2 separate regions of the Mus musculus genome follow, and region 1 is linked to region 2. A link is a loop called in an ENCODE intact Hi-C map of the cell type or tissue named here. Cell type or tissue: heart. All regions are shown on one strand. Links, peaks and the distances in the headings refer to the core of each region. The heading gives the core; the rest is flanking DNA.

Region 1 (12,136 bases), core at 1,324-9,323, 800 kb after region 2:
CTTCTGTGTACAATCTCCTCTCCTTGAAATGAGGAATTTGGCTAAGCTTTGCTGGATTTGGAAAAGGAACCTCTATACTGAAGCTTCAGGTCAGGGAGAGGTAGGCCTCTGGCTGTTTGGGGGCTTCCAGACCCCCTGAACAGGATCACTAGATACAGCTTTTCACACAGACGGGCCTCCTCTTTGTAGTATGAGGAGACTATTACACAGTGAAGCCCTGCGAGCATCAAATCAGACTAGCTACCTGCGGAGGGGAATCCCATGCCCAAAGGAAGAGGTGAAGAGACTCTGGGCCAAAGCTGGGCAGCTTTGCAAACAGTCTGCCACCATTGCAGGCCCTGGTAAGGCCTCTAGTCTTAGACTTTCACAAAAAAAAAAAAAAAAAAAAAAAAAAAAAAAAAAAAAAAAGACCTAGAGGTATAGTTTTGTTCATGGAAGCAGGTTGAACAAGAGGACTCAGTTGGCTGAGCCTGAACAAGCTTAAGCAGCCAGCTGGAGCCTTTGGGGGAAGGGCAGTGAAGGACTGGACTTTCTGACATTGGGGTCGCCTAGAATACATTCAGGGACTCGGCATATCCTCCAGACCAAAGCAAACCTGGACAGCCTGTGCCATACACTCCCTTTCACACTAACATTTGTTGAGCAGTGATGATTACAGTCATAGCTGAGCTTCCCAGGGTTTTGCTCCCACCCTGTACAGCCAGGGTGGTCGCCACACAGTACCTGGATGGGCTCTTTCTCATCCCACAAAGAAGAGGGCAGTCAGCAACTCATGAACACAGTGAACATTTTATTTCAGACTACAGGTTTCTGAACATAATAAAATCTTTGGCTTGTAGCGGCGGTTCAGTCTCGCAGTCTGTGGGGTTGTATTTCTCAAGGAGTCTCCAGAAAAGGAAGGGGATTTACGGGAGGGATAGACAAGACCAATAGAAGAATCCTGGGTGGGTAGAGAAGAGGCGAGGGGCAGACACACAAGGAAACACACTCACACTCACACAAAGAAAAGTCCCAGAGAAACCAGGGCCAGCGTTGGGGGTGCAGGAGGTACCCAGAGAAGCAAAAACATTCAAAGGAAAAGAGCAACGAAAACGAAACTGGGCTGGGGGGGGGGGGTGCAGCAAGGTAGGGAGGAGGGGAAAAATAATTATAATAATTATAATAATTATAACAATAATAAATGAGATTAATAAAAATGTCCAGCAAATAGAGATCGCTACACATATTTGTTTTCCTTACCTGAAATTAAATATATACACGGTCGAAAGCAGTTTGGCTAGATAGAGCTTTAAGGAATTCGCAGTTTCATCTTATACAGTGAGTTAGAGAATAGATGTTTATTTTTCCCCCATAGCACCTGTCCGAGTCTTACTCCCGTTTCAAAAACCGTTTTGTTCCTATGTGAATGTCCACTCGGAGGATTGCTTTCTCTTGCTCGCTTTCTCTGTCGCCCTGATTGATGCCTCCCTCCATAGCGATCGTCTCTGCGTGGGGCTGGTGAAGCGGCAGCCCCGAGGAGCCTGGAGGTGGCACGGGCGCCGTTGGACCGCGGGCCCCGGAGCTGGCCACAGCTACTCGCTCTCGTCTTTGTCCTGAACCGTGGTGGTAGAGTGGTTGTACAGTCCCTGGGCCATGAGGTGCAGCGCCAGGCCGTTCTTGATGCCGGTGGCTTTCTTGATCTTGGCACGCTTGTTTTGGAACCAGATCTTGATCTGGGACTCATTCAGGCTGAGCTCCTGGGCGAGGGTCTGTCGCCGCTGCTCCGTGATATAGCGGTTTGCCTGGAACTCCGCCTTGAGTCTCTGCAGCTGCTCGGCCGTGAACGCCGTCCGCGGCCGCTTGTCTTCCTTCTCGTTCTTTTTCTTCTTTAGCTTCCTGGTGCGTGGACCTGCAGCGGGGAGGACAGGGCCAGGGAGGGGAGGAAGGGGGTCAGGAACAGAGGGAGGGGGAGAGGGCAGAGTAAGCCTTGAGAAAATTGTGTGGAGTACACCGCGGGCGGGGATCCCGAGTTTCCGGGGCGATTGTAGAGGCCAGCTGCTGGGTCCGCTATCTCCATCAAAGAGCCCCTCTCTACACCATTGAGATCTCTAGGCCCCCCTCTGCAGGAGGGACTCGGAAACCAAACAAGCACACTGGCAGGGACTGCAGGGGCCACCCGATTCAAGAAAGATGGAGAACAGACCTAGCTCCCAGTACTGTCCAGCCCAGAAGGCCAACAACAACAACAAAATAGGGCTGGGGGAGCAATTAAAGATACAGTGAGTTCTTGGAGTCCCAAGGTATAACCTAGACTTAGGGTATCACTGAACCAGAATGTCTTCTTAGCCCTGGAATAAATACATCAGTAAGGTCAGGCCCTGGGAAGAATGGCTGATCTCTGATCTACTTTGGTTCTCACTTTATTCTTGGGAAGCTACACACACACACACACACACACACACAGAGAGAGAGAGAGAGAGAGAGAGAGAGAGAGAGAGAGAGAGAGAGAGAGAAGCCTACCTGATTTTCAACATTGACCTCAGAGAGAACAGGGAAGCTGAAATCACCCAACTCCAGAGAATCAGGAATCCCTTTCTGCCTTCTTTTCTTTCTGTTCGACCTGAGGGAAGCTCTTTCAGTAGCGAAGCAGGACACTGCCTGCCCATTCCTATTAGGACTGCTGCCCCTGGTCTATGAGTTTAAGCCTGGGACATTCTATTTAGCTTCTTGGTTGATGTCAGAAAGAAAAAAAAGAAGGACCCTTAGGACTCCTCTCCATGGTGTGGGGCGGGGGAGGAGGTTCTCTTATCTCTTTTCTAAACCTGCCTGCATAATTTCAGGGTGCAAAAGTCTTGAAGTAACACAAACAAATTGGGAAGCCCATGGCTGGTGATAACCCTTCCCTTGCTGTCCCCACCCAGAAGCAAAACAAGGACCAAGAGATGCTGGTGAAAGAAACAATCACAGCGGGGGGGACCTGTGCTATTACCCCAAGATGGGGTGTAGGAAGGCCATTCTCCAAGAGAATGAGGCCTCTCTCAAATGCTAATGTGGAAGGTGGGTATGGGGGTCCAGCCAAGGAGAGAGAACTAGGCTGGACCTTGGCTGGAGGGTTGAAACCTGCTTCGTGGCACTCTTGCTGGGATGTGGGCACTGCTGGCCTCAGTGATAGCTATGGAGGCCGTTCCTGACCTGTCTGTTATTACCTAAAACTATCTGAGAGAGGGGTCTTTGCTGGCATGTGCAAACCTAGTTACTGGAAAAATTGAGTAACTGGATGGAGCAGCCGACCAGCACCTAGGGTCAGTAGCTGTGTGTGGAGGAGGAGTCCAGGCCTTACTGGCTGTAGGAATCACGTCTAAGTTGTCACTCCTCCACATTAACTGCCTTTGGAGAAGTATCTGGTCCCTGCCTTCTCTGGTCTATAAAAAGAAAAGGAGCAAGGAACAAAGACAAGGCCTGCTCCTGAGCAAGACTTGGGTTTAGATGAGTCATAAGGCAAGCAGGCAGAGATGGCCCAGGACATGTGCGCATCCTCCAAGAGACTCCGCTGCGGGAGGTGCGTCCTGAGCATGTTGTAGTGTTGTTGTTGTGTGCAGAGGCACGGACACTTGTAATAAAATCGTAGCCTCCTGGCCGGCCCGACCCACTCAGCCTGACAGCTCAATCACTCTATCCATCAGGCGAGTCAATCAAAGCAGCTTTTCGGAGGTTCAGGGAGCCCGACTTGTCAATAACGGGGCTCGAGATGGCGGGGGCTGATAGCGCGCATCGATCCGCACCCAGCCCGAAGCAGCAAGGCTGCAAGACACCAGCCAGCAGTGGGGCGCCTGTGGCTACCTTTTGCCCGGCCCCCTGCCTGGCCCAAAGCTGACCTTGGACCCAAGCCCCTGCTGTTCTCCTCGGGGGACCGGCGCTGGCCTCCTAGAAACGCCCGCTCTGTGCAAGGAGAAGCAGGCCTGAGTCCCCTCTTCTAGGGCCCAGCAGCTGACCTTGGGTAGGTAGGTGCTCCAGCAAAGGAAAAGAAAGCAGAGAATTGTCCTAAGTCACGCAGATAGCCATTAACGGGCATATTTGCGAAGGAGAGAGAGTAAAAGAATGAAACCCAGGCCGAAGGGACAGGGGAGCCCTGCCAGGCACACGCTGATTCCCTTGCCCATGGTCCAGATTTCAAATCTTCCAGTAGCCTGCTTGTTTTGCTCTCCCACGGCCTGCCAGCACCAGCGAGCAGAGGCTACTCACCTTTCTGGCTAGGGCCTTCCTCTACATTCTACCCACGCGGGTTGACTCCCCATTCCCGGGCTGGGCGCAAGAGATGGAGGTTTTCTCTTTTCTGTCTCTCCCATATCTGTTTTTATGCAAATGGACTCTCCACAGTATAATATCCATAGTGTTTGTTTAAAACACACGGCAAAGAATATTTCTCCGGTTCATCTCCCTGGCTAAAGACAGTTCTGGACAGGACTACGGTGGTAGACGCAGAACCAAGTCACTAACTAGGCCTATCTTCCCGCCAGCTCAAAGCGCCCTTTCCCTACTAAATAGATCAATGAGTAATTAGATATCTTTCTTCGAGATAATAAAATAAAATACAAAAATGACCTCAGGGCTCAGAGTTCGTAAAATCAAAGGACAAAAACTGGAGCCTCCTGTGCGTGCCAATAGCTGTAACTTCCTTGGTCGAATAGGCCAACATGGCAGGGCAGAATCGAGCACAGGATCGGTTGTGACTAGGACCCGGGGCAAGAGAAATAAAACGTGAAGCTGATGGAGCTTCAAACTGGACTCTCCCGGGCGTGACGGCTTGAAATTCTAGAGCATGGCCTGGACACATATGCACATCCCGGCTCGGGTACTCACCAGAGGACGGACGGTCCGAATAGCGTGTGCAGTAGACCCAGGCGGGCCACACTAGGGGTTGCTGTGAGTCAGTCTTGACCACCGGCCCACCGTTAGCCGAACCCATGAGTAGGATCGCAGGGTTGTGTTCCGGGAACTTGGCGCCCTGCGCCCCGGGACTCCCCGCGTTGCCTCCACTACCACCGCCACTGTCCGAGGGCTTCGAGGCTGCTGCCGCCGCTGCCGCCACTGCCGCTGCAGCCGCTGCTGCGGCCGCGGCCGCCGCAGCAGCCGGGTTCCCGGCTTTGGATGCGCCGGCGCTGACAGCGGTGGCGGGCTGGGAGCCGTCGGGTGGGCCACAGTTCGCATCTGGAGCACACAAGAGCGAGGCAGCCCCCGAAGCTCGTGTGCCCAGAGAGTGAACGGGGTCTCTACCTGCACCAGTCTGGCCTCGGTCACGCTCCACGCGGCTTCCTCCTCCTGCTGCTGCGCCTCCTCCGGCTGCAGCCGAAGCCACCAGGAGCTGAGGCAGGGGCTGTTCCTTTTTGCAACCGAAATCGGGCCTTAGGATGTTATCGATGAAAAAGTTGGTGGTGCGGTGCAGCTGGGCCGCGGGCTGCGGCTGGTGAGCAGGCGCCGCGAGATGCTGCGGTGGCGGCGGCGGCGGCGGCGGCGGGGGCGGGGGATGCGGGGGGAGGTGCGGGTGATGGGCCAGGGGCGGCAGACAGGGTGCCGCAGGAGGCGACGGGGGCGCTGGCTGCGGGGACACCGGCACGCTGTCTCCATCGCTGCCGCTGCTGCCGCTGGCTCCTGGGCTCAGACTCAGACTGAGGCCGCTCGGGGCCGCCGCTGCCACCGCGCCGAGGCCCGAGTCGCGCTGACTTTTAGGCTCCGGCTGCTGTTCTTCCATGCTCGGCCGCCCGGCAGCCCTGGCCGCGGCGCCGGCCCCCGCCCCCCGCGCCTCGCTCCCCACCCCACTTTGCCAGCGGGCCCGTGGGGGTGCGCGGAGAGGAAGAAGGCAAAGCGAAGCCTCAGCGAAGGCACAGGGCGGATGCAGGCGGAAAAAAGAAAGGCGAGCGTCTGGCCTGGCTCTCGCCCGCTCTGGTGGAGCAAATCTCGCTCTCTCCCTCTCTCTAATTTGTAGACATCCAGATACAGTGAAGACACTTGGCTATTATTTTCTTTTCTTTTTCTTTCTTTCTTTTTTTTCTTTCAGCAACAAGATTTCAGTGATTGGTCTTAATGGGGGGATAAGCCACGGCTCAGAAAAAAAAAAAAAGAGGGGAGAAAAAAAAAGAGAAAAAGGAATTTTTTTTAAAGCTCCGAGACTTTTTCCTTAAAGGGAAAAAAATAATCTTTAAAGTCTAGCCATCTTCCTAGGCAGTAGAGGGGTTTGACTTCCCCAGTGTCACGCTCAGCTGTGCCCAGAGAGCGAGGCTGGCAGCGCCTTTAATCGTCTTTGCTTTTTTGCAGGGAGAGCGCGTCTCCGCCAGTGCCGGGCTCCCTTTTCCCCCCTGAAATCTCTGACAGCTCGGATCTTTGCACAAACTCTCTCGCTTAAAAAAAAAAAAAATCACCCAGGCACACTTTTTGCCTTCAAACCGGAAGCACGTGAGTCAGGGCCGCACGTGTGTGAGACCAATGGCGAGCCAGAACTCGCGCTGACACTCAGGGTTCGGCCCAATGGGCGCGCGCGGGACTTTGCGGATAAATAATCCGGGGGCGGCGGCCGTGGGTGGAGAGGGGGTGCAGAGGCTCAGGCCCCGTACGTCCGGCCTGCCCTGCCCCCATTTGTGCCCACGCCCCTCCCCCCTTCAGATCCGGACTGAAGAGGGCATGAAGAGATCCGAGAAAGCTAGAATTTGGGATGTAGACAGATAAGAGAAGCAAGTCCACAACTTGTTGGAGAAATACAGGACTATGGGTTCGTGTGTGCTGGGAACAACGAGAAGCGGCAGGGATTTGGGATACCATACACCCCCCTCCCCATCCCCGGTCGCCGATTTAGTTTATATTCTTATATTCCCACGTTCTCTCTCTGTCTCCCCCCCCCCTCTCTCTCTCTCTCTCTCTCTCTCTGTGTGTGTGTGTGTGTGTGTGTGTGTGTGTGTGTGTGTGTGTGTGTGTGTGAAAAACCAAGAGATCGGGCATGAGCGAAAGACTTAGGGCTAGCTACCTTCAGAGGTGTCGTTTGTTTCCCACTAATGGCAAACCCAAGAGGCCTGCTACACCTTGCTGGCACTGTTGGTTTGTGTCAGTGGCTAGCCACACTGTCGCTGAGAGATTCGTAACTATGCCCTTCCCTGTCTGGATCACCAACACCCACAAGCTGTCCGGACGCTGTGGAGCCACGTCCAGAGGCCATAGAAGAGCCCTAGTGCATTCTGCCCTTTTCTTCCTTGGCTAAGGGAAATCCGGATTGCCCTAGCCCGGTAGAGTTGTCTCAGAAGAGCACCTAAGCCAGGCGACATGATGTGCCTCCTTGCAAGGCCTAGGTTTGGGTTTCAACTTCAGTGAAACCTCTGTGTTAGATTTCCCTGCAAAGTAAAAATCAGAACAATAAAACTACCGCGCTTCAAATGTTTGCCTTGGCCGGCTGAAGATTCAACAACGGGTTACCCTAATTCTAAGCTGAATTCGCTGGAATTGCTGCCCACTCCTGGGCATCTTGGGGTGGGGCCCTGAGCACTTTCGCCTCCAGTCGCTTCCACGCTGCTGTATTCTGGGCATTTCCTCTTTTCCCGAGTGAAATACCTCAAAAGTTTTTCCTCAACCCAGGTTAGAGAGTGAAGGGTGATGCTGGACGCCGGAGAGATTTCCTGGAGAGCTGTTTTGGAGGGTCGGGTACGAATAGACTGTTGAAGCCTTCAGTCCAAGAAAGCCTTCCACAGAGGAGGCCTTTCCCACCCAATGTCCTGTTGGAGATCCTGGCAGAACTACACTTCCCTGATCACCATCCCCAAATGTCATAGTTTCTGACTACCTCATAAGAGTTACACTCTCTACCCCTAGTTAAAAAAAAAAAAGTAAGATTTTATTTACACAGAGGCTAGATTGGGAAGAACATACAACCAAACCCACCAGTCTAACCGGAGCAATGATGCAAAGTTTGTCCTGGACGAAGAACAGAATTCGCCTTTTGCTTGGCTGCCTCTCAGGCTCAGCCGAGAATCTCCCGACTTCTCTGGGCCGGGTTTCCAAAAAGGACTGGGCTGGGGCTTGGTGGCAAGAACCTCTCCAGAGTTGAGTCTCTGGGGCCACCGCGGTCTCTCCAACTTTCTGAGGCTTCTCCACATCTACTGTGCTTTCTTGTGGGTTACCTTCTGCTTCTAACCCAAGGGCTCCCCGAAATCTCCAGTTGCCCTCACTCCTTCCCCCCGAAATAGGGGTGGGATTTTTATTTATATTTAAGTTCGCAAAATTGAAATCTTTATCCCACAAGCGACCGTGGGTACTTAATTAAATTCTAATTAGGACACTATCAATATCCTATTTAGCCGCGTAGCTTTTGTGCGCCGCGGTCCCTTTCAGCGCCGTAAATAGGGTCTCGACGCCTTATCTCGCCTGCAGGAGACGCCGTGAGAAGGGCTGCGGAAGATAATTTATAGGTTTTAATTACTCTTCATTCCGCCTGATCAGCTTGGCGTTCATCACAGGCCTGTGAATAAAACCCTGGTCAAAAGCTCTGTCACATAGCACTGGCAAGACGTTTAATCAAAGTGAGCGGCCCCGCGCGCCGCGCGGCCCGGTCCTGTACGTAATTTCCAGCCAGCTGATAAAGCCAGCTGAATAATGCGGCGGCCCTTTGGAGACACCATTTACAGAAATGACTTTATTGACGGCTTAACGTCGGTAATTCATTTTACCTTTCATGTAGTAGAGCTCGGATTTGTTACAGTAATAGGATGATAAATGCACCCGCGGCCCACGAGCTCCGGCTGGATTAGGCGATGCTCCTCTGCAGCGCAGTGGCTTGTACCCCACTCCACCCCCCAGATCCAGCCCCAGACGGATGCTCCTTTAGACCTGTCGCCCGAGCTCCACGACCCCCACCCAGGTTCCACGCCCTCCTCTCCCTCCTAAAACTGAACACACTGTTGGGAACTATATGTGCCTGTGCTGACGTCCTGGCAAGCCTTGGCGAGAGGTGTGTGCAGGCTGAGTGAGCAAATATTGGCTGAGACACTTGTGTGAGGGGTCCAGAGATCTCGGAGCCCAGGGCTGGCATGTGGGTGAGAAGCTACAGCGGGGGCAGGGTGAGTGGTGTGTTCAAGTATGGGGAAAGGGGCTTGGTGTTGGTGTGCAGGGTGCATGTCAGTGTGACTGCCTTGGAGTACTCGTGTTTTTTAGATACTCCCCTCTGCCTTTTGGTAGTTGAGGATGTCTTGCCATTTGATAAATGCTCAGGCCAGGATGGCAGACAGGTAAGGCAGCAGGAAGAAGATGTGGGAACCGACCAGAAATGGAATGCAGCCCTTTGCTCCAAACGGGTCCAGTTCTGGGGTCCCAAGTACAGGAAGGAATGGAGATCAGCATGTCCTTCCATTGCCTTGCTGTTTTAAGCTTTGTGGTTACCCCCTGCAAGAGACACCCCCCACAGAAGGCCACGGATTGGGCATTACCTCCTCCATAGACTTACTGTCTCCCTTGCCACCTTTTCATATTTAGCCCAAATGAACTGGGGGTGGGAGAAACGACAAAGAAGGAAAGGATTTTTGCTTAATTCCAAATACCAAAAAATGCATGAGAGTGTAAGATAGTCCTCCTACCCCCAACGCAACCCCCCCCTGGGCTGGGGAGCATGGTACACTGAATACAGAGACCCCCTAAACCCTCCAACCCTCCCTAGTCCCTGAACATCCTCCATTCCTAGAGGTTCAACTCTGGCTTCCATGCAAAAGACATCTGGCCAAGCAGAGGGAAAAGTGCATGTGTGCTTAGGGAAGGGAGAGCTGCCGGGAACTTTGAGATCAGACAAAGGGAAGACATGAGTTTTTCTAAGGGTGAAAACTAAGAAAGTGTATCTATTTCCCCTCTTTCCAACCTGGTAAACAGCCACAAATCATTTATGTGCTTGTGTTCATGTCTGTTCCCCTGTGTGCATGAGAGCCATCCACGGAAAACCCAGTCTCCAAATGCATTACTTGTGTGTTGGTGTGTAACTCTGTGGAGGATAGGAGCTCCTCAAATGACTTGGGCCCAAGTCAGCCTCACCAATGCCTACAGAGAATTGTAACGCATTTGCTGAGAGCTCCTTGCATGATGGTTCAGAAAGGGAAATCTCCTACTCGGAAGGGTTTTCTAACGAGTTTTGAATTTTGTTTGTGTTGAGACAAGTTAAGAGGTCCCTCCAGTTCCCACCTTAAAATGGAGGTGGGAGAGGTGAGTGCAAATCTAAAAGCCAAGCCTCTCGGCTCAGAATCAGAGCTCAGTGGGCTTGCAGTAGGTGGTGTTGCCTGCACACGGTGGTAATCCCATTTCCAGTGTAGATCAGATGGCGGTGGGGCCTCGTGGTGCGGGACATGAATGAGTTGTCCCAACACAATAGCGTGCAGCCTTCCTACGGGGACTGGGTGACCAGCGGTTTTGTTGGGAGTGAATGCAGGGAGATTTCTGGTACAAGTGCGGGCATTATCGTGAGCCAGAAGGTCAGACTATACATTGCAGGTCCCCAAAGCCTATAGACCTTGGGAAATGTGAGGCCTCTAGCCGCGTGATTGTACCTGACAGTCTTTTCAATAGACTAATTCAATTAGCGCTCAGGGCTTCGGTCTTCATTTGGAGGGCATGACAATATGGGGTGGGTGGGTGCTGGAGGGGGATTTCTTGGGTACTGGTTAAGGGTCTTCAGGAATTTTGTTAGAAGCCAAGAGTGGCACTGGAAGAGGCAGACAAGGGGTGGGAGGAAGCCAATGAATTGGGGGCAGTCTCAGAAGCCAAATCTCTGAAAATAAATTTCTCAGTTAACCCAAGAAATGAGGAGAGGAAGTTTTGTTTGCAAGCCTCGGGAAAGTCCTGGGTGGGTGTGGAGAAGGCTTTGAGGTGATAGTTTTTCTTTTACCTTCTCTGTGTGTGAGCAAACGCACCCCCACCCCCAATCTGTTTTCCTAGAAAGCTCAAGAAAAAGCCTGTCAGTGGGGCTGTCACCTTAGACTATGCCAGTATTATCTGGGTGTATCCCCACCACCACAACCACCTCTAGTAGTTGCAGCAGGAGTGGAGACATTTTATTCTGGACTCTCTCTCTCTCTCTCTCTCTCTCTCTCTCTCTCTCATACACATGCCATTTCCTTGACTGTGGGAAATGGAGGTGTGGGGTGGGGTACTGATTCCCTAACATTCATTCCAAAGGGTCTCCTGGGGCCCCCGAGTTCCAGGAGCTAGACCAACTGCCCACCCGCTTGCTTGGTCCCTGGGAACGCTGAAGCCAGCCAGCCCATCGCTGCTAGCGGGTTTCCTCCCGACTTTCAGGCTGTACTTCCGAGAGCAAGGAGCCAGAGGAAGGAGTGGAGATGCAGGGCCCTTAGGCTCCCATTACGGAAAACAGAGTCTTCATCCCTGCCCCCTCCCAAGCCCTCCCAAATGGTTCTTGAGCTGAACCATTCAGCGAGACTGGTGCCAGCCCGGAGGATTTTAAAGCCAGTACTACCTAAAATCAAGGAGACTCCGCACACTTCTCTAATATATATGTCTCTTTAATCAGGCTTCCCGTTTGTCTTCTTACACAGAACCCTTCCCAAACCCTAGCACCCAAACTCCAATTTGGACTCAACTCCTCTCTGTGGCGCGGAGGCGGGGTATTTAGAATTAATTTAGTTAGACATTTCATCTGACACTTTATTTTGGCCTCCTCCCTCTTTAGTTTTCTCCCCTCCTTAGAAGGTTTGGGGACCCACTGACCTACTCCAGTCCCCACCTGTCCGAGTGACTGCTCCGCCTGGATCCGGCTCGGTTCGGTGCTTAGAGTGTTTGCAAGCAGGAGGAGGATGCGGGGTGGGAGTGAGCGAGGAGGGGCCAGAGCAGCTTCCGGGTTTGCCGTAGTCCCCCGTATCGGTTCCTGCTCCCGCAGAGGTCTAGACCCGTCTCGAAAGTCCGAGACAAAAATTAAATAAATAAATAAAAATCAACGAGAAAAAGAGGGGAAAGGGGGGGGGGGGGAGTGAGGAAGACTGCAAAGCCCGTGTTCTTTTTCCTTGTCGAGGTGGGGGGTCTGTCTTCCTCTTCCTTCCTTCAGCACACATAGGGACGTGGGCTGTCTCCCGTCTCTGGCTCTTCTCCCACTGACCGGTAAGGAGGAAGAAATCCGAGAACCCGCTCC
Region 2 (12,136 bases), core at 2,627-10,626:
CTCTAGCTCCTCCATTGGGAGCTCTGTGATCCATCCACTAGCTGACTGTGAGCATCCACTTCTGTGTTTGCTAGGCCCCGGCATAGTCTCACAAGAGACAGCTATATCTGGCTCCTTTCAGCAAAATCTTGCTAGTGTATGCAATGGTGTCAGCGTTTGGATGCTGATTATGGGATGGATCCCTGGATATGGCAGTCTCTAGATGGTCCATCCTTTCGTCACAGCTCCTAACTTTGTCTCTGTAACTCCTTCCATGGGTGTTTTGTTTCCAATTCTAAGAAGGGGCACAGTGTCCACACTTTGGTCTTCATTCTTCTTGAGTTTCATGCGTTTAGCAAATTGTATCTTATATCTTGGGTATCCTGAGGTTCCATCTCACACCAGTCAGAATAGCTAAGATCAAAAAGTCTTTCTTTTTTTTTAAACCAAGTTACTGTCACTATTATCTTTGCACATTTTATTTAGCCCCAACACATCTCCACAACTCCTCAGGTAGCTTTGTTATGGTTGAGTGTCACTGTCATTGCAAATGTGTACTAAGTCCTGAGGTCTCTTCCAGTGAACCTACAAGCATGAGTAGACTCAAACCTCAAAACATAATAACAAACATTTTCAAATGTGATTTATACAATAACTGCATTTCTGGGTGAGAATTGAGGAAGATGGCAAGCCTCCACTTTTACATGGAGTTGGTGTCTTCATTGGATCAGCTCTGGACAGTCTGTTGCTGATGGCTATATTCTTTTATTACAGTCACACCCTTGAGCATGAGGGGAACTCTTGCTGAGTGTATCTGAATCATGGTTCCTAGCCAGGCCTGGCTACAAATGGTTGTTACCACAGCTATGCAGGAGACAACTGTGAGTTCAAGGCCTTTCCAGGATACAGGAAAAGCTCAAAGTTAGCCCCGAGAGACTTAGCTAGAACAGTATCTCTGTGAAAAAGGGGCTGGGCAGAAAGGCAAATGTCTTACATTCTCTCTCACCAGAGGCTCCTAGCTTCAAATCTTCTGATGTAATTACACATAGCCTGGAGTAACTACAGAGGCCAGGAAAGTAAAACAGGACCCCTGCCAAGATAGGAAGTTTGGGAAGCAACAAAAAGGGCAATTGCAGAGTCCAAGTGATCTAGTTGGAGCAATGGGAAAGGAGGGGTTCTTTAGGGGAGGGGAAAGAGAGAAATACAGAAGACAGCAGGTGGAGGGAAAAGGGTGCACGGTGCAGGTGATCTCATGGGGTTTGGGGGAAAAGGGCCTCCTGAGGGAAGATACATGAAGAAGAAAGAATATAAAACTACAATAAGAATAGCTGGGAAAATAGCTGCGAGCAATCATACCATCAACTATTTATCTTAAAAAATCCACAATACACATAATTCTACATATAAATATACACATCTATGAACCACATCAATAGCCAGCATCATGATAATCCTAAGAGTGGAGTAGTGGCACACAGTCCTTGGTGGTAACCAATGGCTCTCTAACTGGACTCAAGACCCTTTAAAAAAGAGGGAAGTCATGCTTAGTACGGAAACTTAGTTTATTTCTCAATACTAGTGAAGTCATGGTTTTTGGAGGAGGATCTGCAACCACTAATTTACTAAGCCAGCATAATCCCTAACAACAATTTATAAACACTTGTCATTATACCCACAGTTACATTCTTCATTCATTATCAAGGAAAACTTCTTTTTGCAACAGAGGCCACTATAGAAAATACCAAAGTCAATCAAAATGCAGAGTTGTGATGCCCAGGCCCAAAAGATACATTTACAAAACACTCCCACACCCGAGGCTCTGGGAACATTTCGTATGAGGGAGTGAGAAGATTGTAAAAGCCAGCAAAGAGTTTGTTGTGAAATTGTGTCTCTCAGTAATATTAGAAGCTACACTCATAAAGTCTCACCATCATGACTGTCCAGTTATCTGAACAAGGATGATACTAATGAACATGCCAAAGTGGATGAGGGGAAAGCCCACAAGGCCTATGATGTAGAATTGTGTTCATGTCTGGTATAGACAGCTGTGTATGCCCTGATGTTGAGAGCTCCATACACGTCAGATATGGAGAGCTCCATACATGCTGATGTGGATGGCTCTCTCTCTCTCTCTCTCTCTCTCTCTCTCTCTCTCTCTCTCTCTCTCTCTCTCTCTCTCTCTCTCTCCATACATACATATATATATATATATATGAGGCTGTAAAGATTACAAGAGGCAAGTCCCTAAGACTCCACAGGGCCCTTCAGTGCCCTCCCCTTCGCCTTTGTAAAGCTGCATACCCATCCTCCACACCTGTGCCCTCTCTCTCTCTCTCTCTCTATATATATATATATATATAGAGAGAGAGAGAGATGATTAGATGATTAGCATTAGTGGGCAGAGCACTTGGGTGAGGCCTGGCTTCTCAACCCAAACAGAGCATAATGAGGCCTGTTTTTCCTGCTTCTTAAATATCAAGTAGCTTTCTCTTATTACCTGGTACAGATGCACACAGGGAACGAGATTGTATGGTAGTCCACATCCACTTAAGCTTGCCACATGAGTTGCCACAGGGACATTCCTTCTGCGGTAAAGCTTGTTCCAAGTCTTACTTGGGCCGTGTAGAGCTGATTCCTGGTCCTTGGGGTAGTGCACAGCCCACCCCACTAGTCCTTCCACTTAGAGCAATGTAGCTGTGAGCCTGAAAGCTAGCTTCTCATAAGGTGCCTGCCTGGTCCTGTCCTTCCACTGCCTCTGAAGGAGATGCCTAGGATCCTTACCAGTACAGAAGGCCAATGACCTGCCCTGAGGATAGGAGATATAGGGTGGGCCCAGTCACTTCAGCAGAGCCTTTCAAACTGACTCTCTGTCTTCTACCTTGAACTTTGTTCTCCAGCTGCGGTGTTTCTGCCTGAGGCTGTAAAGATTACAAGAGGCAAGTCCCTAAGACTCCACGGGACCCTTCAGTGCCCTCCCCTTCGCCTTTGTAAAGCTGCATACCCATCCTCCACGCCTGTGCCCTCCACCACACAAGTAGAGCTTTTCCATCTGATGGTGCTCTATGTGTACCCAACAGGCTCCTTTGCCTTGGTCTCATTGTCCATGCATGTTAAGATAGATATTTGTGTGTGTGCTGTGTGTACAGGTGTGAGGGCACATGTGTGCATGTGGGGGCACATATGTACACCTGTGTATAGAGGCCAGAGATCGAGTCTTAGTGTTTCTCCGACTTATATATTGAGGCAAAATCTCTACTTGGGGAGTAGAGATTGGCTTGGCTGACTGATTTGGCTAGTTTAAATTAGCCATCTTCTCCAGGAATCCCTTGTCACATGCAGGTGTGTGTGTGTGTGTGTGTGTGTGTGTGTGTGTGTGTGTGTGTGTGTGTGTCTGTGTGTGTACATACATGCATTCTGTAACCCACTAATTATAGTTTGGTTTCATGCATTCAACAGAGTTCTGGCCTTAGGCTATACCGGGCTTCTATTTTTTTTTTTTTTTCTGTCAATGGTCTCTTGTCAAGTATCTTTGTAAAAACTATTTCCCGTGATAGCTCCCACTCCCCACCCAAACCCTGAAACTGCTTCTTCTTTTAGTGAAATTTGATGGAATTTAGTCTTCAGACCTCTTGGCACATTCAGTGGCCATGTTAATGGGATGCTTCCCAAACCAGTTTCTCTGTTTGTGTCAACAAGGGCTCTTTGTCTCAAGGACCAGAAACCTAGTTTTAGTTTAAGGATTACAATGGGCTGGGAAGGTGGCTCAGTCGGTATGGTGTTTGCCTTGCAAGCATAAGGACCTGAGCTCTATCCCTAGAACCAGTGTGAGATAATTGGGTGCCATGCCTCATGCTTGTGGTCTTGTTGGTTGAGAGGGGAAAGCAAGTTTGCTCACTGTCCAATTAGCCTAGCCTACTTGGTAAATTCCAGATTAGTGAGACATCCTGCCTCAAAGAAGAACAGAAGCAAAAGCAAGGTTGTCCAGTGTTCTCCACAAGCATGCATGCCCTTGTGCCCCCGCCCCGTGTGTACTTGCATAAGCACAAGCACACACTCAAAGGAGAAAAAAAATCAAAACAAGGGGGACATTATTACCTCATTTATTGGAACTGAAGACACTACCAGATGCCCCAAACTTCTCACTCAGGGTGTGCTCTCCTGTGCATCTCTGTCTGTTTCCTTCCACATTTATCTTATTCTCAGACAGTTCCTATCTACCAGGTGATTACTTCGGTGAGCCTTTAGCAATGCCATGTCTTACTATTCTGGAGGAAGAAGGTGCCTGGTCTCCTGCAGAGTGTTTATCATTTCCTTACTGTATTCATCTGTCTATCTGGCCCACAAGCTTACGAGGAATCTACTGTTTCTATCGATGGGATTACACATGGCTATGTGACCATGCCTGGCTTTATGTGAGTTCTGAGTGTCTGAAGTCCTTATGCTTGTGAAGCAAGCTGTTACCACTCTGCCATCTATCCTGCCTTGTCAGTCCTATTTATGCTTGCTTGTTTGTTGGAGCATGAACCCTAGGCCTGCTTTTGGAACAACGGTCCTATATTTTTATTTTGCATCATGGAACCCACCCTACATCAGTCACTTACTCTACTGCTGTCCTGTATCCCAGTTTGTTAGAAGAGCATCATGATAGCTTCTCTATCATTAGGTATTGGCATGATACGCTGTGCTCGGCCCTCTGACATCACTTTTCTAGGTTGTGTGAGTAAGCACAGAGTAAGTCTACAAATGACTTGAACCATTCAATCTTAAATTCCCTTCTGTCATAACTTCATGTGTGAACTAGTTCACCTGTACTTTTCCTGCTTCTGAGAGTGTGTATGTGCATGTGTACTGATAGTTGTGTGTGTGTGTGTGTGTGTGTGTATGCAGATGTTAGAGAGCAATTTTGAGTGGTGCTACCCATCTTGAGTTCTAAAACTTAGTCACTCATTGACCTGGTACTTGCCAAGTAGCTTATGCTGGCGAACCAAGAATCCATCTGCCTCTGTTTCCCCAGAACCGGGATTATAAGCATATGTCTCATTGGCTGGCTTTTAAAAATGTGGATTTTAGGCATGAGGATTAGGTTTGCGGCAAACACTCTTAATCTTTCCAGCCCCTGGTTGCTTTTTTGTTTATTTGGATTTTTGTTGTTGTTGTTGTTTGTTTTTGAGGCAGTGTCTCCTATAACTCAGGCTGGCTTAGAACACCCTATGCAGCTGGAACGTGCTAGAACTCCTGATCCTTATTCCTCTGCCTCTCAAGTGCTAGGATCACAGATCATAATGCTTGGCTTATGTGGTGCTGAGGGCTTTGTGCATGCTAGGTAAGCACTCTACAAACTGAGGCACATCTCCAGTTCACAAGATGACTACAAAATACAGGAGGATATATACAGGCTATACACAAACACTATACATGATTTTACACAAATGATTGGAGCATCTCAGGTGAAGGAAAGAGGGACAGTGACCTAGGACCAAACTCCCATCGCAGAGGGATGGACTACTTGTATTTCAGTCTCATTTTGTTGCTGGGTTCATTCAATTTACTATTCAGAACTTGTCATTGAAACTAGCAGGAACTAGGCTGGCACAGGGGATTAAGGCAGTTGGTGCTAAGCTTAACAACTGGAATTGGATCCTTGGGGCTCATAGTGAAAGGGGACAAGCGATTTCTTCAAGTTGTTATCTGACTTCCATGAAAAATATATTGTGGAACACACACGCACACTCACACTCATGCAAATGAATACATACAAAAATAAATAAATATTTAAAAAATTAAGAAATGACCAAAATGTCTTATTTATTCAGAAACAACACAAGAAAAAAAATCAAGAAAAACATTTTCAAGAGAACACTGTTGATCGCAATTAAAACTCTCCCAAAAGCAAGAGGTAAGGGAGGGGAGAGGGAGACAGGAAGACATATTCTACTTCTGAACAACAGATGGCGACGGAGCTAAGCAAATGGAAGACATTGTTCCATGTTAGTGAAATCCTGTCAAGTGTGTGGAAGAAGCCAAGCTATAAACAACATATGGGAAACAATGAATATTTTAATTAGGTGTTAATAACCGAATATTGAATCCTTGTCTTTCTACCTAATTCACAACAGTGTTATGATGGCTAATTAATAAGTGATTGTAAAGGAAATGATTCATTATTTGCTGCAATAATTAGACCAGTTGACATGCTTCTAATCGTGAAATGATTTTTAAAAGTAAATGGATACAGAGCAAGTTAGTTTTCTGTAGTTACAGGAACCCCACAGTGCCTGTTTGAGGTGATTTTTATTGCCACTTTACATCGTTTGGGTACCAGCAACGATTCGTTGCATCATTTCCTTCTCGAGATAGAATCAGGTGTGAGTATTGTCTTAACAGATAGCCTGTCACATACACTTGAAATTATGTATATAAGAGGAAACAAGAAAGCCTGCTTTCATGGGGGAACTTTTTGGAAAGATATCAACCATTGAGCAAATCAAAACAAAACCCTAGCCCAGAAGAGAGAGAGAGAAAAAAAATCCTCTCTCCAGAGTCCCCCATCTCTAGCGTCTGATTCTCATATATAAAAATAAAACTAAAAAGCAAGTATATAATCCCAAACTCCTCCCCCTCATTCCAGATTTCAATCCTCTTTGAAGTGCCTCATGTCCTCAGGACATAATGAAATGCCTTGCACTGGAAGGAAGCCACACAGATACATTTCAAGACCCCTCCCTTCTCTCTGCTAGTGGCAGAGCTAATGCAGTTTACTTATTAGATGAGTCGCCATGGATACTGATAGACTCAAGCCAAGTCTACCCCACTGAGGGGAATTGGAGAGTTGAGGCAATTAGCCTCATAATTTAAATAAACAAAGTTCCCCTCGTTTTTGTTTCGGTTACCTGATTTTTTTTTTCAAATGAATGTCTAATTTTAGTTTTGAATTATTAGAGGTGGTTCTCGCCTCGGGTCTCTTGTTAAATTAGCTGGCAGAGATCTGGATTCCTCTACCCCAAGCGAATGAGCTTCCTGAGCCTCCTGCTTTATCATTCCCAAGCCTTCCTAGCCGGCATTTTGGGAAACAATGTGAATAACTGCAATCCGGGATGAACAGACTCTGCAAGACCATGCAGATCTAGAAACGGTTGCTTGGAGAGACAAGATCCTTTAATCTGACGAAGACATTCATAAACCCATGTCCTTCCTGACCCTCTGGTCTCCAGCCTGTTGTGCTCAGACCACATGTTTCTACCCTGGTCTTAGGCCAAGCCACAGACTACAGAGACACTTCCAACTGGGGATTTTAGGGCTGGTCTTGGCTGCTTCTTGCAATCCCATTTTTCTTCCCAGGCCGTGTCCCACCCTTGCCAGTATGGACGCCTTCATCGGGCTTTCTGCTGAGACAGAGGAGTCTAAAACACAGCTATCACTCCCAAGTAACAAGGCTTCACATGTAAGTCACTACCCACATCCGTCATCTCCATTATTTAGTACTCCTTGTCCTCATCCTGGATGGGACTAGCTACAGCAGGAGTCCTGATGAGTGTGAACTGTGTTGTTTTGCTTTGTGCATACGTATGTGTGTGTGTGTGTGCACGCATAAATGTGCATGTTGAAAAACATACGAGCGCCTCCTTTGTTGTTCGTGAGATGATATTCCCCTTGTTATTCTGAGGCAGGGGTTCTGCTCTGGAGCTGCTCTGGAGTTATCCAAGTAGGCAGGGATCTGCTGGTCTTTGCCTCCCCAGGGCTGGGATCACAAGTGCACACAACCTTCCATGCTTGTATTTTGTTTGTTTGTTTGTTTGTTTGTTTTGCATCCTTTGTTTCTTTGTGCTGTTTTATTTTGTCTGTTTTGTTTTGCATGGGTTCTGGGGTTCTAACTCAGGTCCTGCTGCTTGTAAGGCAAGCCCTTTAGTGGAATCAATCATCACACTGGGGCTTCCATGTTGCTCCTGCTGTGCATTGGCATGAGAGTCTCTCCTTCACTCTCGCCACTCCCTAACACAGAGCTTGCTCAGGGTGACTCAGCATTGAGAGTTTTCTGGCCATTCATCACTGACAACCTATATCCTTCGTCTTTTTCCTTTTCTCTCTTCTATTTAAGATTTTAAATTTTATATAGTGCGAGGATAGGTGAGGTATGTTTGCCTGTGTGGGATGGTCCAAGGACAACTTGTAGACGTTGGTTCTCACCTTGGGCTTTGCAACAAATGCTTATTCACTGAGCTTTCACTGGCTTCTTCTCATCCTAGCTTTTTAGATTCTCCTCCTGGAAGGAGAGGCTGTGATGTAGGCAGAGGCTGTATCCCTTAGGACTGGACGGTGTGGTGTCCAATAGTGGTAGGGCTCTAGCTAGAAGTCGATCTTGGCATCTTATTGGCATGAATTTGACTCACCCTTAACTTTCATATTTCTTACCCTTCCTGAACTTCATTTTTTTTTTTTTTTTTTGGTTAGGTACTAGATTGATATGTCTGGAAGAGGCAGAGTAGTTATTGGAAATAACTTACACAGGGTACCTCATAAGAGCTTTACTAAGATAGTTTTTATATATTACTTATTAGATTTAATATTTATATAATCATCTTAAATATTTATTTTTATTTTATGTATGTGATGTTTTGCCTGAATATACGTCTATGCATCACATTCATACAGTGTCCTCAGAGACTAGAAGAGGGCATCGGGCACCCTGAAACTGGAGTTGCAGTTCCTGTTAGCCACATGTGCATACTGGCATTTGAATCCAAACTCTCTAGAGGAGCAGCCAGTGTTCTTAATCACGGATACATCTCTCCAGCCTGAATGTTTATATTTTGATATAATAAGAGCTGACAGTCAAGTATAGAACTGTCTGTATGCAATAAGAATGTGGGTATTCTAGTCTATTACTTTGTTCCTTATTTTCCTTTCTCTGCTCTAGCAAGGCTTTACATTTCAGTACTCTATTTGTGTGTGCATAAATGTGTTACTCGCAGGGACACATGTGTGCATACGGAGACTACAGGACAACTTAAGTTCCTTCAGAACACCACCCGCCTTAGTTTGAGACTGCACCTCTCAACGTCCTGGAGTTCTTCCAGTACACTAGGCCTGCTGGCTGACTTTCAGGTTCCCGTAGCCCACCTATATTTAGCCTCTCATATTTCTTTATGGCTTTGGGATTTCAGCCAGGCGTGTGTGTGTGTGTGTGTGTGTGTGTGTGTGTGTGTGTGTACATGTGCACACGTGTGTGCAGATGTGTATACATGTGGAGAGAAGAAGTCAACGTCTGGTGTCTAATTTTGTCACTCTCCACCTTCTCTTCTGGTAAATTTTTACTGAACCCAGAATTCGCTGGGCTAGGCGGACTGGCCAGGAAGCTCTTAGAATCCCCATCTCCACCTACCAGACGTGGGATAGCAGGAATGCTGCCATACCTGGCCGTTTTTCACCCATGGATCATAAGGACCTGAACTCAGATCCCCATACGTATATGGGAGGAACTTTGCCTACCCAAATATCACCCCAATTCCTTCAGAGCAGCTTCTTAAAATGTAGGGTCTGGGGATTTAACCCCGGCTCTCACGTTTGTGAAACAAGCATTTTACAGGCTGACTTATCTCCCCAGCTTAATACTTGTTTTGAAAAAAAAAAAAAAAAAAAGCTGTGTGAGTCAAACACTGCACGGAGCACATATGGCATTTCCTCCTGTGACTCTGCCTTCAGTGAATTTTGGCTTTACTCTGTGAAGCAGTTTGCATAGCATGCTCAGCCAGTTGACTTCCATTTTATTATAGTAAGTGTCTGGTAAATGAATATAATCACTGTCATCCTTGATTTACAGGAAGACTGAAGCTCAGGGAAGTCAGAGCCTTGTCCAAGGTCACACAGCAAATAGTGGCACAATCGGGACTTAAAACAGTAACATCTGATGCTAGAATCTGAGCCCCGCCCCCACTACTTGTTCCTAGGGGCCATGCCATTGGCTTAGACAAGGAGCAGTCAGTTTTCAGAGAATAGAGGCACAAAGGTGAGATGGAACTTACCCAGAGGGTTTCTTAGGGAGATTGTATGGTGATCAGAGTCTCCAGAGACAGTCTTTATAAAGGAATCCTTGACAGTAAAACACACAGCCATGAAAGGGTGAGTCGCAGCTCCCGTTGAAACCAGGAGTTCCAACCTCTTTTCTGTTTGGGGTTATCCCTGGTTGTTCTTCCCAAGTTTTTCATTGTTATTCAAGGTGTCTCTTGTATCCTGTGATGCCATTTCTCTAACAGAAGCATTTGGATCCACAGTTTCCAGAACCCAGGGACTTCCCTACTGGAAAAGATGCCGTGACTCCCATTGTGAGTTTGAGAAAGAGTATGAGCTACTCAAGGTGACCCAGCTGGTCGCTGGATGGTCACCAGAGTGTCCTCCTGTTTTCCACAGTAGGCTCTTACCTTTTTATGTACATGCAAGGTATGTATGTGTGTTTCATGTATAAGCATGTCTACACATGCATGGAATCCAGGGGTCAGTGTCTAGTATCATTTCTTAGGCACCATCCACCTTGTTTTGGGAGACAAGGCCTCTCATTGGCCTGGAACGAGACTTGAGGTTAAGCTTGCTCAGTTCATGCCTGTCTGTCCCCCCAGCACTAAGATTAGAAGCATGTTATAATCACCACGCCAAGCATTTTTTTACATGGATTCTGGGGGAATCAAACTCAGGCCTTTTGTTTGCAAGGCAAGCACTTTAATCACTAAGCTATCATCCCACTCCACCCCATGCTCCTGCTAGACTTATATTTTGTGACATGGGGCATGGGGTTTCCAAGACTTCTTCCATCTGTGTCTAGTGCTGAGGAAAGGGCACTAATCCCCTTCCTGGTACTGGCCAAAGTAGTTAAGATTCACCCAAACCAGACAGAGCATACTATCCTCACTGAGCCTTACTCTATTGTCTTGCTTCAGAAGCAAGCATGATATGCTCCCCTTTCTCCTACTGAGAAGCCTGCCTCCCCAGTACGGGAAGCAAAAAAGGCATTCACACTCAAATCTTGAGGGTTGATTAGATTTTTAAAGTTGGCCATACCCTCCCTTCCTGCCACCCAATAGATTATGAGTACAGCGGGAGCCTCTTTTGTTTTGAACAAATGTCTTTATTTAAAACAAAATGCAGAGCCTGTTTAGACCAGTGCATAAACAGCTATCCAATTCAGTGACTTCTTCCAAGAGGCAGCCTCTCGCCCACTGTCAGTGGGTCCCTGCTGAGATATTTGATGCACCCACTGCATTTTATATTGCTTAATGTGGCTTATGTATCTGCCAATAAATCTGAAATCCAGGTCACAGAATATGTAGCTCAAGGAAATCCATAAAAGTCGTGGAGAGTGGCTTCGCTAACTGCATCGCGTTGCCAAAAGCTGAGGTCATTTCCTCTTGCTAAAAATGCAGAGCTTCATAAATTATTTTTATCACCTCTAGAGTCAAGCAAACAGTCTTGCACAGATGCCAAAGAGGTTTCACCCCCTCCCCATGCCACGAGCACTCTTTAATCTTGAAATGTTTTTCACAAGTCTTCTGCAAAATTATTGTTTATGCTTTCCTCTCCTCCTCTCCCCTACATTACCAATGTCCCAGCCAAGTGCATGTAAATCTAAGAAAATAAACACAATTGCATCAGGCCAAGGTTTTCACAGAGAGTGGCATAGATATCGGGGTTGGGGCTGGGGAGACAGCTCATTTTCCCTGCGGGGGAGGGGAAGGCCTGATGATACACAGGCACACGCATGTGCATGCACACACACACACAAGCAAGCAAGCAACCTCACACGCACACACGCATGCACACATTTGTATATACAGACACACACGCACACAAAACAAATAGAATAAATCTTAAAAAAATTCATACTGAAGCTGGGCACAGTGGTGTACACCTTTAATCCTAGCATTGAGGAGGTAGAGGCAGGTAGATCTTTATGAGTACAAGGCCAGCCTGGTTTACAGAGCAAGTTCCAGGACAGCCAGGGCTGTTATGCAGAGAAACCCTATCTCCAAAAGAAAACAAATAATAATGATGATGATGGTGGTGGTGGTGGTGGTGACAGCAACAATGACAACGACCACAACAACAACGTACTGTGGAGTCAGGCAAATGAGTCAGTGAAGGAGCTGTATGAGCCTAATGGCCTGAGTTT

The links. A loop is a pair of places that touch in the nucleus more often than their neighbours do. Peaks named below come from ENCODE experiments on the same cell type or tissue, not always from the same donor. Only the 100,000 strongest peaks of a DNase experiment are listed, where the experiment ranks them.
Region 1: it touches region 2 in a loop (3-fold over the local background); 10 of 42 quality-filtered maps call a loop at or near these places.

The regions. Positions count from the first base shown.
Region 1 is chr1:120,596,625-120,608,760 of GRCm38, reverse strand. En1 (engrailed 1) reads right to left here and starts at 6,274. Exons shown (of 2, transcript NM_010133.2): 1 at 4,840-6,274; 2 at 770-1,888. The coding sequence starts at 5,728. The coding sequence ends at 1,572. It overlaps Gm34352 (a long non-coding RNA gene), which reads left to right. Exons shown (of 5, transcript XR_387333.2): 5 at 1-350. In heart, for the core only: no CTCF peak of the experiment used is centred there; no DNase peak of the experiment used is centred there; H3K4me3 peaks cover 2,807 bases; H3K27me3 peaks cover 6,885 bases.
Region 2 is chr1:121,394,251-121,406,386 of GRCm38, reverse strand. No RefSeq gene overlaps it. Among named protein-coding and RNA genes, the nearest start is that of Ccdc93, 31 kb to the left of the region's middle. In heart, for the core only: a CTCF peak has its summit at 5,924; no DNase peak of the experiment used is centred there.